Linked DNA regions of Homo sapiens: region 2 is linked to region 1. A link is an interaction called in ENCODE POLR2A ChIA-PET data of the cell type or tissue named here. Cell type or tissue: OCI-LY7. All regions are shown on one strand. Links, peaks and the distances in the headings refer to the core of each region. The heading gives the core; the rest is flanking DNA. Region 1 overlaps KIAA1549L (KIAA1549 like). Region 2 overlaps KIAA1549L (KIAA1549 like).

Region 1 (6,764 bases), core at 1,037-6,036:
CCTTTACATCCTTATTTATACCCTATTCCTACTTTACAAACATTTCTAACTCCAGTTCTAGCACCCCGAAATTAGCAAATCAGAGGCAACAAATGAGAGGGGAAAAGAAGCATCCATAGACACAGGCAAGCACCTTTTGAAAACAAGGTAAGTAGTAAGTAAATATAGGCAGACACCCTGACAGTAATAGAGCTTGACATTAATAGCTAGGCAACAGATGTGACAGAAAGCTATAAAATTCTGTGCCTGGGGTAGGTCTAAATAGTCCCACTGAGCTCAGTGACCCTGAGGGCTTCATTGCATTAAGGGGCATTATAGTAATTGATGCATTTTTTTCTGAGTCTGATAGCCTGTGTTTATAACAGTGACCCTGAGGCCTTCAGGGAAGATTAAATTATGCTCAGTGGATGCTGTTCAAAAAGGTATATGGGTGTATTGTATTTTTTTTTCTTAAGTCATTTTAGAGAGGCATCCATCCTAATGTCTAAAGCAGTGCCATTGTCATAGAAGAGATGTCTTTTGAAAACAAAGGAGAAATAAGATGAAAAGGAATTGCCGCTTCAAAATAAGTTTTAAAAAACCATTTGGTGGCTGGGCGCGGTGGCTCACGCCTGTAATCTCAGCACTTTGGGAGGCCGAGGCGGGTGGATCACGAGGTCAGGAGATCCAGATCATCCTGGATAACACGGTGAAACCCCGTCTCTACTAAAAATACAAAAAAATAGCCGGGCGTGGTGGCAGGCGCCTGTAGTCCCAGCTACTCGGGAGGCTGAGGCAGGAGAATGGCGTGAACCCAGGAGGCAGAGTTTGCAGTGAGCCGAGATTGCGCCACTGCACTCCAGCCTGGGCGACAGAGTGAGACTCCATCTCAAAAAACAAAACAAAACAAAACAAAAACAAACAACAACAAAAAAACCGTTTAGCAAAACAAAGGTTTAATGATTGCTCCTTAGTTTGCCAGAAAGCTTGGTTAGCTACAAGACCCATTCTTCAAGACAGTTCTCTCCATTGCCAGCAATAACAAGTGCTTTAGAACTGTGCTGTCCAGAATGGTAGCCACAGTCATATATTATGACTGTTTAAACTTAAATAAAGAATTCAGTGTCTCAGTTGCACTAGCCACCTGTGGCTAATGGCTACCTTATTGGACAGTGCAGATATAAATATTTCCATTATGGCAGAAAATACTTTTGGACATTAAAGCTTTAGAAAGTCAGGGGGAGACAAGATTCCTGGGGGCTGGTGTAGATCAACAAGGCTTCAGGTGGGGATTAAAGCAATCATATATATACCTTTTGGTGTTAGTTTCTTGTTTGGTTTATGGTGTTTGATTATTTGAGTTAACTCCACAGTGGAATTCCAGTTAGGTTTGGTTCCATTAGAATCATAGAAAAATACTGTATCTGAATGATTTCCTGGGTATAATGTTTCCACACAGTTCTGAGGCAGCCAGAAAAATTATCTGAAAACATGGGCCCTCTGAGAGACATTTTTTTCCTAAATACACAGAAGATTCTAGAAGATGACAGAGGTCACAAGGCTATTGGTTAATTCCATGCTAAATAATTGAAGTACTTATCTGTATTTTTTTTAGAGTTCATTCTGCTAGATATATGTTGGAAATAGGCAAAAAATTTCAACCAGGTTTTCCAAACAGCTTTTAGGGAGCAAAAATGTTTCTTTCTCACATACATGTTCAGCTGAAATACTAGCATGTCTTAAATTACCCGGGGAGGAAGTATTCAGCAGCTCCCCTGTGGTCTGATGTGTGAGTGATGGTTGTGATGAAGAGGACATCTCTTAGGAAAGTGGAAGATCAGTGAATTACAGGGAAGATAATGGCATTCAATTACAGCCAAGGGGACTCTTCTTTACTTGGCTTATAGGTCTCATGATATATGTGGATTTAAAATGAAAAGAGGAGAAACTAAAGCCAGTTTAATGGGTGACTTATAATTTGAGCAGGGAACAAAATGACTTTCTCAGTCTTACAGAACTCCAATCGATGACCTAATTAATTTTTCCCCCTAGGGCAGCTGAATGGAGGCGGGTATCATGGGAATGTCATAACGGTCATGTGTGCCTTTAGCTGCCAAGGTAATTTATACCTGTGAGTTAATGGAAGTATGATTGGCTTATTGAACAAGCTGGACTTGGTAGGCACAAGTAGGGTGCATTTTGCTGTTGTTGTTGTTGTTTTTTGTTTTTGTGAGACAGGGTCTCACTCTATCACCTAGTCTGGGGTATGATGGCGCGATCATGGCTCACTGCAACCTTGACCTTCCACACTGAGGTGATCCTCTCACCTCAGCCTCCCTAGTAGCTGGGACCACAGACATGAGCCACCACCCCTGGTCAATTTTCATATTTTTTTGTAGAGACAGGGTTTCACCATGTTGCCCAGGTTGGTCTTGAACTCTTGGGCTCAAGCTATCCTCCTGCCCACGCCTTCCAAAGTGCTGGGACTACAGGCGTGAGCCATTGTGCCCAGCCTGCTCTTTCTTATGTCTTTCTTTTTCAGTCCTTTAGCTTTTCTAACTACTACTCAGATAATAAACCAATAAGTCTCTTTCCCCATGTATTAAAAATGTCAGTTCAATGTAATATCAAAATCCAATCTAACACACTTGTCCAATCTAAACCTTCTCCCCATCATCTGCTCAGGCCTGGGAACAGGCAACAGGGAAGAGAGATGCACAGTAGATTTCATCTCCACATTTTGCTCCCCTTCTCCTTCCCTTAGTTACTGCAGGGCTGGGATGGGGTTAGGAGAATCAGGGAGAGAAGGTCAAGGATCACGGATGAGAATCTGGACATTGTAGTTTGATACCACGACCTTCAGGGTGGCAGATGCACAGTTACCGGCTGGGTATGGGGTCCTTTTGAGGGTTTCCTGAGGTCCCCATAGTGGAAGCTTTTCATTTTTCAGGGTAGTCCCCTGTCCAGAAGAGGGGTTTGGGGGAGTGTTGAAATAGGCAGCACACTGACCTCCCTCTGCAGAAATGTCTTGGACTTCCCAGTGAATTCTTCCCCTCTCTTAAAGAGCTTGAAGTGTGTGGTGGGCTCAAGGTAGCAGAGCTGGCAGCTCAGTTTCTTAGCAAGTCCTGGGGATGTGGTCAAAGATAGGAGAAGTTCTGGCATCTGTTGAATGGTTTTGCCCTGTGCAGCCTCAACAACCCTGAGACCACAGCAAATGTGGCCTTTAACATCCTGTTACCCAAAGCATCTGGACCTCTCAGCCAGGAAGAGGCCTAATTTGACAGGCTTCTCAGCTGCGAACCTTGACTCCCGCATCCTAGGTGAGGAACCCAGGGGTTCGTGGTATTTCAGTCAATGTGGCCACGGCCCACAAGTATCTAAGTCTTTATTGGGAGAAAAGACTGAAATATAGGTTCAGTCTGGATTACAGGGAATCTATGCTCATCCTGGTGTTTCCACAGCATTCATTTAACAAGCATTCATTGAGCCCACTGGATTGGCTGTTGTGGGATCAGGGAATGGTCAGGGAAGACTTCCTCGAGGTGGTGATGTCTTCTGACCTAGGTTTTGAAAGAGGAATTGGATATGCCCATGAAGCTGAGTGGTATCATCCTTAGACCTTGACAATAGGGTCCCATTCTGGCCCTCTTGGTTTGTATGTCTCCATGGGACAGGAGATACGCAGGACCAAGGGGCCAGGCCCACACAGAGTCCACACTCTCTCTTCTACAGTCCAGAACGTATGTGATGCTCTGGATACCCAGGACCCGAGTTCCATGTCCCGTCTGCTTCCATGGCCTGTGTGGGCTTCATTCTCTCATCCCAAGAGCAGACTATGATGCCAGTGTGCACGCTCTGAGGCCCGAGGGATGACAGAGAAGTGGCTATTTGAGGAGGCTGGGAAAGAAGGACTTGTGTATGCAGCCCAGCATTTCCATTAGTGAGAGACCCCTTGTGGTGTGGGTTGGCGCTGGCAAAGAAGGTGGGGCCAGCACAGGGCCAGGGGTCAGAGTGAGAATTCTGTGTTTGAAGCTGGACTACCATCATGAATGAATCAATATCAAGATAGGATAGGATATGCTTTAATAATTTGTTTTAATGTATAACTAAAATATTTACATTTATGGCATGTGGGCCACCATTTGTACTCTTGCCCCAGGTTCTGCAAATGTTAGGAGTAGGACTGAAGATAAATACATTCGTTTGGGTGACTGGATAGCTTCAAGTCATAGGAGATAGAAGGCAGCTCTAGATTAAATAGAAAAGAATCCTAATTAGGAAGGAATCAGATGGACTTTAGGTGAAACCTGCAATGATGGGCAGGCTCAGCTTGGTGAGGGAGAAGAGTAGGGAGATGAAGTATTTGAGGGGAGCTGTGTCAAAGCTGGCCTGTCTTACAGATGGTGTGTTACACAGAGCAGGACCTGAGAAGAACTGCTGTTTGGCAGCTTGATGGTTCTCTCTGTAGGATGAATAGTATTCAGGGTACAGGAAATGGGAAAAGAGGGTGATCTAAGAAGGAAAGGGCAAGTGGCCCCTACCCAGGTGTGTTTTTCAGTAGTGATTGTGCTGAGCAAGTGGCAGATGTCATTCTGCTGCTGTGGTCAGGTTGAGGGCTCGAGGTGACCCCTGGGCTGATAGCTTGTGTCCCCCCTGGGAAGCTCTGTGTAGAGTTAGGGAAAGCATAGAATGAACAGTGTTAAACTTCAGAGCACAAGACTTAGAATCTGAGAAACAATGGTGTTTGAAAGTGCCAGCTGGGATGGTAGCCGTGGCAAGATGGGGAGTTTCAAGCTTTTAAATAACATGTTTATTACTTACACTGCTTTTTATAATCCTAAATCTCCCAGTTTTGATTGCCATTGCCAGCTGCTATGAGATGGGCTTTGTTGATGGATTGTATTTATAAATTTGGATGTTTGTATGTTAGTGGAGACTTTATTTCAACTCTACAGCAGCTTGAATTGATAATCGTGTGGAAGAATTCTGGGCTTTACCCATTTAGCCCAGACACTGCTGTTTTAACCTTGTTGGATGGTTGTCACACTGTATTTATTTTGATCTGTACTCTGAGATCACCCTTCAGAGGTCTGCTTCCTCCATCTTCAGGTGTGCATTTTGGGGAGGGGAGTTCTGGGCAGGTCTTTCTGAAGGGCAGTTCGTGTCGCTACTTTGGAAATGATTGCACATGTGGATCCATTACTTGCCCTATCTGCCATCTAATGTCACACTGCCTTTGGCCACTTCGTTGTGCATTGTCTCACTTAAGTCCTGCCTTATGATGCTCAGCCCAGGAGGGTTGTTTGGTGCCACGGTGTCCTATTAGCAGGATAACATATTACATTTTGTCACTATAAAAGGAGTGAGGAGTTGAAAAGCCAGTTTCCTGGAGGATATGGAAAACTAATTCTGATTCATGGCCTCCGTCTGAACCATCCATCAGTCCTGTCCCTTGTTTGGCTTGTAGAAATAGCCTTCATCGGGCCGGGCGCGGTGGCTCATGCCTGTAATCCCAGCACTTTGGGAGGCCGAGGCGGGCGGATCACGAGGTCAGGAGATCGAGACCATCCCGGCTAAAACGGTGAAACCCCGTCTCTACTAAAAATACAAAAAATTAGCCGGGCGTAGTGGCGGGCGCCTGTAGTCCCAGCTACTTGGGAGGCTGAGGCAGGAGAATGGCGTGAACCCGGGAGGCAGAGCTTGCAGTGAGCCGAGATCCCGCCACTGCACTCCAGCCTGGGCGACAGAGCGAGACTCCGTCTCAAAAAAAAAAAAAAAAAGAAATAGCCTTCATCCCACTTGCTCCTTAAATCTTTATGTCTTCTGTTCCTTAGCAACCCACAGCATATCTTTAATGCTCTCCCCATACTCCCTACTCTTCATGGGAGCAATTTCTTTCAAAGAAAGTGATTAAAATGTATGAACATTCACTGTCCATGGCTGTCTTGGACAGGGCCACCTGTATCTCTCAAACACAGCAAATGACAATCCCAAATGCTCGCTGGCCTCTGGGAGAGACCTTGGCTTCACTGGAATGGAAGTAGAAAATTGGCTTTTCAGTATTACCTCTGATGGGAGGGGGGAGCATGAGATTGAGGTGTGGTGGGGGCCAGGAGAGGTGGGTGAGCATACACATCCCTGATTTTGAAGAACTCAAGAATCCATCCCTATGCAATAGTGCAGCCCAAGTCTGCTGCCTGGTGTGAGGAAGGGGTTGTGGATGAAACAATTCTCTTTGGTGGGACCCATATGGGCGTGAGTGAGTTCATGGGTTCCTGGTGTAGCAGAACCATTTACTGGCTTAAGATCACAGAGTGATGTGTGAGTGCTGCCATGTTCAATGGTGTCTTTAGCTTGCCTGGGTCTATGTCCATGGATTATATTTGGCTTGAGCATCTATTGTGAATGCATGTGTGTTTGTCTTCCTGGTACTTGGTTACATGTTGTTGGTCACAGGGAGATTTATGCATAGTGGAGAAGTTGTTGGCCTTGGGATAGTACGTTTAATTAAAAATAATTCCTTTACCTATGTGCTTCTGCTAAATAAATACATAAAGAAAAATCCCTCTTAAGTATTTGCGTTTTGTTCCTTGCAAAGACTAGTGCAGGCAGAGATGATCCTGAGGGAAATGAAGTTCCTGGTCTTTGCTGTGTGGGATTATTTAAAAATGGGTTTACATACACATGTTTATAAGCTGAGCAAAACGTTCTGGGAGGCAGACACCAAAGTGCCATGTATGGTTATCTCTGCATGGTGGGATTATGGTAGACTCATTTTCTTCTTT
Region 2 (6,764 bases), core at 903-5,902, 120 kb after region 1:
AGTCTCTGTGGTCTGAGATGACCTTACCACGAGGTAAAGCGGTGGTTAAGCTTGCGTGTCAGGTTTGTGATTTCTCCTTTGTAGGTTCCATGTGAGCTCTATAATTTCCACTTTTCCAAATGACAGGAAGAAAGTCACTGGTGCTCAGATAATGGAACTGGGATTTGCATCAGCCAAAGGGGGAGAAGGGGCCACCCTACAACCCTGGTGTTATTTGTAAACCTAAGAAACCTAACACATTTTGCATGCCAAAGGGCCCAGAGAGGTGTTCTTTCTCTCTCTCTCTCTCTCTTTTTTTTTTTTTTTGAGACGGAGTCTCACTCTGTCATCCAGGCTGGAGTGCAGTGGCACAATATTGGCACACTGCAACCTCCGCCTCCCGGGTCCAAGCGATTCTCCTGCCTCAGCCTCCCGAATAGCTGGGATTACAGGTGCGCACTGCCATGCCTAGCTAGTTTTTGTATTTTTAGTAGAGTTGGGATTTCACCATGTTGTTCAGGCTGGTCTCAAACTCCTGACCTCATGATCCACCCACCTCAGCCTCCCAAAGTGCTGGGATTACAGGTGTGAGCCACCACGTCCAGCCTTCTCTCATTTCTTCTAAGAGCTCAGTGCACTTGGCCCCTTTAGCTGCCTGGAAAGTCTGAGGGAAGCGGGTGGGGGTTTATTTCTGCAAATCCCTGATTTACAGAGGGTGTAGATCACCTTGTAACATACCCTTAAGGAAATCTTGGCAGGAGGAATTTGCTATTAAGTTGAAACTGAGAGAAACTATTAGATATTTGAATGGTCATTCAACTTCTACCAGATTCTACTAACACTTTCCCCACCTCCTTTCCCACTAGGGAAAGGAATAACATGCCCCAGTTTCCCCCAAAAAATTCACTCTACGTGGGTTACAATATCCTTCTACCCTGAGGCCTTTCTTCTAGGCTTAGATCATTTTAAAAGATGAGCTACCTTCATGAATATGGAGATTTAACTGTCTAGAATCTAAAGATATTTCTTAAGTTGACATATTTGAAAAATTGAGGCCTAAGAGAAAACATGTGACCACTAAAAATTTTTAAATATTTGACTTAATTTGTAATCGAAGTAAGGCAAGTTTTAACTACCACAAGATGCCATTTTCACCTACCAAAGATTAGTAAAATACTAAGATCCAGTATTGATGAGTGTGGAGCGAAAAGGGCACTTTCAAACAGAGCAACTGGGTATGATTTTTCTGGAGGAATTTAGACAAGAAACTCTTAGATGATCACAAACTGACTCCTAGAAATTCATCTCGACCAGGCACAGTGGCTCACGCCTGTAATCCCAGCACTTTGGGAGGCCAAGGCAGGTGGATCACAAGGTCAAGAGATGGAGACCATTCTGGCTAACATGGTGAAACTCCGTCTCTACTAAAAATACAAAAATTAGCTGGGCATGGTGGTGCACACTTGTACTCCCAGCTACTCGGGAGGCTGAAGCAGGAGAATTGCTTGAACCCAGGAGGTGGAGGTTGCAGTTAGCTGAGATTGCACCCCTGCACTGCAGCCTGGTGACAGAGCGAGACTCTGTGGTGACAGAGCAAGACTGTCTCAAAAGAGAAAAGAAAAGAAATTCATCTTGAGGACAAGGACACACAGGTGAACACAAAGACAAAAGAGTGAGGATAGTGTTTTCCGGAGAGTGTCTAGAAAGTGATTAGGCCGTTCTTGCATTGCTATAAAGAAATATCTGAGACTGAGTACTTTATAAGAAAAGAGGTTTAACTGGCTCATGGTTCTGCAGGCTGTACAGGAAGCATAGTGTTAGCATCTGCTTCTGGAAAGGCCTAAGGAAGCTTCAAGCATGGCAGAAGATGAAGGCGGAGCAGGTCTCACATGGCAGGAGTAGAAGCAAGAAAGAGGGTGGGGGGAGGCTCCACGCACATTAAACAACCAGATCTCACAAGAACTCATTCACTACTGCGAGGACAGCACCAAGCCATGAGGGAGCTGCCTCCATGACCCAAATACCTCCCACCGGGACCCACCTCCAACACTGGGATTACACAATTCAACATGAGATTTGGAGAGGACATGTATTCATACTATATCATGATCTTATCAAGTGTTCTTTTGAAAAGGGGCTCTCTGGCCAAATCGGTTTGGGCAAGGCTGCATCCTAAAGCCCCTTCTTGAAGAGTCCCAAAGCCTATTTGCATACCAAAGCTCTGAAAAGACCTGAAGTAAAGACATCTCCTTAATTTTCTTCAACATGCTGGTTTCCAAGTTTAAACGTCAAAAAGCCCTTGTTTTTAAGTAATATCTATATAGTCCCAACATTTTATTATGAACTTTTTTTTTTTTTTTGAGATAAAGTCTCGCTCTGTCGCCCAGGCTGGAGTGCAGTGGTGTGAGCTCAGCTCACTGCAACCTCCGCCTCCCAGGTTCAAGCGATTCTCCTGCCTCAGCCTCCTGAGTAGCTGGGAGTACAGGTGTGTGCCACCACGCCCAGCTAATTTTTGTATTTTTAGTAGAGATGGGGTTTTGCTATGTTAGTCAGGGTGGTCTCGAACTCCTGACTTCAAGTGATCTACCCACCTTGGCCTCTGAAAGTGCTGGGATTACAGACATGAGCCACTGTGCCTGGCCAACATTTTCAAACTTGTAGAAAAGTTGATAAAATTATAGTCAACACCCATATCACTATCTAGGTTCTACAATTGACATTATACTGTTACTATTTTATATTTGATTACATATATCATTTCCAAACACTTCCATAAGGTTTTCTTAACATATATTTTCATATACTTCTAAATCATAGATTGATTTTGACATTCTAGCATTTCATATAAATCGAATCCTACAGTACATACTCTTTTGTATAAAGCTTTTTTGACACAGTGTATTGTTTTGACATTCATCCATGTTGTTGTGTTATTCAGTAGTTTATTCAATTTTTTTGCTGAATAATATTCTCTTATATGAATATACTACAGTTTGTTTATCCATTCTTCTGTTGGTATACACCTGGGCTTTTCCAGTTTGTAGCTATTAAGCAAGGCTGCTGTGAACATTCTTCCACAAGTCCTTTGGTGACCACATGGCTTTCACTCATCTTAGTTATATAGGCTGGAATTGCTGGTTCTTAGGGTTGGTGTACATTAATTCTATAGGAAACTGCCAGACCTTTCTTCAAAGTGGTTGCACCATTTGCACTCCCACCAAACAGACAGGTGTTCCAGTTGCTTCACTTCCTCATCAACACTTGGTGTTGTCAGTTCTTACTTTAGCCGTGCTGGTGGGTATAGAGTGGTCTCTTGTGGTTTCAATTTGAATTTCCCCATTGAGCATTTTTATGTGCTAATTGGTTATTCAGACATCTTCCTTTGTGAAGTGTCTGATCAGCTCTTTTGCCCATTTTCTATTGGGTTGTAATAATATCTTTTTTAATTGTTATGTATAGCATATACACAAAACAGTATAAGAAAGATGCAGAATTTAAAGGACACTAATAAAAAGAATCCACAACCTGAAGGGTAAGAACATTACCCTTACCTTATCCCAATAGCCTTTTATATGTCTTCTCTGATTGTACTCCCTTCTTCCCTCTTCAGAGTTTAGAGTGAATCTGAATTTTGTATTAAATCATTCCCATATTTTTTGTATAGATTTTACCATCCACGCCTGTATCTCTAAATAGTATATTATGTAGTTTTGCTTAACTTTTAACTTTATATTTTGTGATTTGTTCCTTTTGCTCAACATCAGGCTTTTGTATTCATCCATAATGATACAAATAGCCATAGTTTATTCATTTTCACCACTACACTATAGTATGTCATCATGTGAGTATACAGTAGCTCATTATCCAACCAATTATTAACAACTTTTGAATTTTTAGTCTTTTTACTGTTATAAACAATGTTGCTATAAACATTTTTGTAAAGTCTTTTAATATCCTGTGAAACTCATAATCTGTAATATAAACTTTGGAAAATACTATATACTATTTATGATTTGTCCATTATAACTGCAAAAAGTTGATAACCAATGTTCGATAATCAAGGGTTAGTTTGATTTACCAGGCATGCGTACTGTAGAACACTATGTAGGTATTAAAACTTAAGTTTTAGTATTTATGATTATCAATTGTTAATTACAGTAGTAAAAAATTAGTAACAGTCTAAATGCTTAATAAAGGATTGTTTAAATAAGTTTATGAGGTATGCATCAGAATGCCATGTAAAAATAAACGTTTATGCTTTTGTTATATTTAAGGTCCTTTAAAGATGCAAGTAAAAATTGCAAAATATTGTATATAGACTATGACAAATAATTTTGTAAACTAATAAGGAAAAGGGTTGTGTGGGCAAAAACGAAGAATGGAAGCAAATACTCTATAATGGCAACAGTAATTAGCTTGTGATAGAAGGATTACAGATTGTTTTTATTTTATTTCTTGATGTTTTTCCATATTTTCAAATTTTCCTATAGTGAATATGTATAACTTTTAGGTAAAAAAAAAAAAAAAGCAAAACCGTTATTTTAGAAAAAGAACATTGGGTTTCCAAGTAGTGTTTTTATCAGAGATCTTTTGAATTGCAGACATATAAGTTAATTTTTCTCCCTTTCTGGCAATTACAGACATTTGAATTTAACAGTCGTGTTTGAGAATAACCTAACATGCCCTGAATTAAATGCAGAGGCCTATTTTCAAATGAGGCCAGAGTTCTGTGGATGCTGGGAGACATCACTATCCTGTGTTTTCTTCTCCAACCACAAACTGTTCTTTCCAGATGTTCGTATTTTTCAAACCTTTTTTCTCCTCCCAGTCTCCTGCTCCAGCGAGAGCAGGCTTCTTGAGAGGCTGGATATAGGGAGGTATGTGAAGGTTGGCGTCTAGCCACAGAAGTCTTCAGCAGTCAGGAGAGGAACATCTGCTGATCACCTGGGTGATTGCAGGGTCCATGCAAAATGCCCTGCAAACACTCGGCCTCTCTTTTTCCGAAAGATGGTGAAGATGCAGCGTGTCCCAGGCCCGAAGGACCCAGCGGAGCTGACTTACTATACCCTGTACAACGGGAAGCCTTTGTTGGGGACCGCAGCTGCCAAGATCCTGAGCACCATTGATTCCCAAAGGATGGCCTTGACCCTTCATCACGTTGTCCTTCTGCAAGCTGACCGTAAGGGAATGGTCTTTTTATTCAGTCTTTTTAATGCCATTAAATGTTTCCTGAAAATCAAAATGATTCCCCAAAATCATGTTAATGGTCTCAGAGCTAAACATATTTGTATTCTGGAAGGTTCTTAAATCAATCAGCTATGTTTCTGTGTTGTTTCAAGCAATAAGGGATATGTTTTAGATACTGGAAGGATGGTAATGATATTACTTTGCCCCCAAGTCCTACCCACCCTTCTTCCTCAGCATAATCTAGTGAACAGCTATGAAAATCACTATAGCTGAGATTATTTTTGTATGCCAGGGGAATTAAAGATAATCTGATTCAACAAACATTTGTAAAGTTCTACATGAAGTCGCTTAGTGCTGGAGGATGTATGGAAGTGGGCGAGACCTGGCTCCTGCCCTTAAGGAGCAGGGAGACTTAATGCAGGTGCAGTGGCACACAACATAGGAAAGTGCTGTAAAAGGCAGTGTGTGTTAGGGGGTCAGCAGAGGGAGGGTTTGCTTCGAAGGGGCATCTGGAAAGAGTGAGCAGAGGAAGGATGTTAAAAATAATAGCTGTCTCTTTGAATACCCTCCCTTGTGGCAGCTGCTATGCGAGTTACTTCACCTAGATTTTCTCACTTTCTGTTCTCATTGGGGCAGTGTTTACTCAGATCTAAACCACAGGAAAGGAAACTGAGGCTCAGAAAAATGAAATAACCTGCTCGGCATCACAGAACAAGTGCTTAGGTGGCCCGGATATTAATCTAGATCTGTCTGACTTTGAACCTGTGTTCTTAACTATATGACACGTGAAGATTTCAGCAGAGGGAGAAGAAGGTGTGTGTATTCCAGAAAGAGAGGGCAGCATGAGCGAAAGAATGGAGGTGAAAAGTACCAAGTGTGCTTGAAAAATGAGTTCAGATTGCCTGGGGTGCTGACACCCATGGAAGAGTTAAGGGAATTGGAAAGGTGTATTGATCCGGAGACTAAGGCCTTGAATGACAGGGAAGGAGATAGTACACACTCTGATCAGCTGTGGGGTGCTGATGAAGATTTCTGAGCTAAGGAGTAATATCATTGGAACTGCCCATTTTTAGGAAGCTTAATTGGTCAGCAGTGTCTAGGATGGGAGCAGACAGGAAGTGGCAGGACTGGTGAGGAGGCTCTGTGGCGTCCCAGGCATTGGGAACCCAAACAAAAGCTATAAAGAGAGTGGGGGAAGGGGAAAGGGTATGAAGGTGAGAGATTAGGTGGTAGAAATTTTAGTATTTGGCAGCATACTGAGCATGGAAGGCAGGAAAGGTCATCTCCTATGGGTTTGCTTTCCTAGCTCATGTCCGTGTTGCCTAAGTCCCTGACACCTGGCTCATGGTCTTCCTCTCCTGCTCAGCTCTTGTCTTTATCCAGTTGACTTTTGCTTCCAGGATGATGGTCCTGACCTTGTATTGTCTTGCTCGGCCGGCATATCCTCACAGACACAACTTTGTCTAGGAATGACGATGGTCACTCTCTGCAATCTTGTTTTTCAAAGTGACAATTTTAACCAAGATTCTTTTCCTTTGCACCTCTCCCCTTCCCTCCCTGTGGGCTCCGTCCTCATCTGCTCAACAGCTTGCTTCATC

Evidence for each region. ChIA-PET counts read pairs that join two places held together with the same protein. Peaks named below come from ENCODE experiments on the same cell type or tissue, not always from the same donor. Only the 100,000 strongest peaks of a DNase experiment are listed, where the experiment ranks them.
Region 2: POLR2A ChIA-PET joins it to region 1 with 6 read pairs; 2 of 35 experiments call an interaction of 5 or more read pairs at or near these places.

The regions. Positions count from the first base shown.
Region 1 is chr11:33,454,219-33,460,982 of GRCh38, forward strand. All of the region lies in intron 1 of KIAA1549L (KIAA1549 like), which reads left to right. Among named protein-coding and RNA genes, the nearest start is that of KIAA1549L, 81 kb to the left of the region's middle. In OCI-LY7, for the core only: CTCF peaks have their summits at 3,940 (motif pointing left) and 4,139; a DNase peak (open chromatin) is centred at 3,183; H3K4me3 peaks cover 1,623 bases; H3K27ac peaks cover 2,137 bases.
Region 2 is chr11:33,569,716-33,576,479 of GRCh38, forward strand. KIAA1549L (KIAA1549 like) reads left to right here. Exons shown (of 21, transcript NM_012194.3): 10 at 4,987-5,158. Among named protein-coding and RNA genes, the nearest start is that of C11orf91, 130 kb to the right of the region's middle. In OCI-LY7, for the core only: a CTCF peak has its summit at 3,308; DNase peaks (open chromatin) are centred at 3,246 and 5,786; H3K27ac peaks cover 644 bases.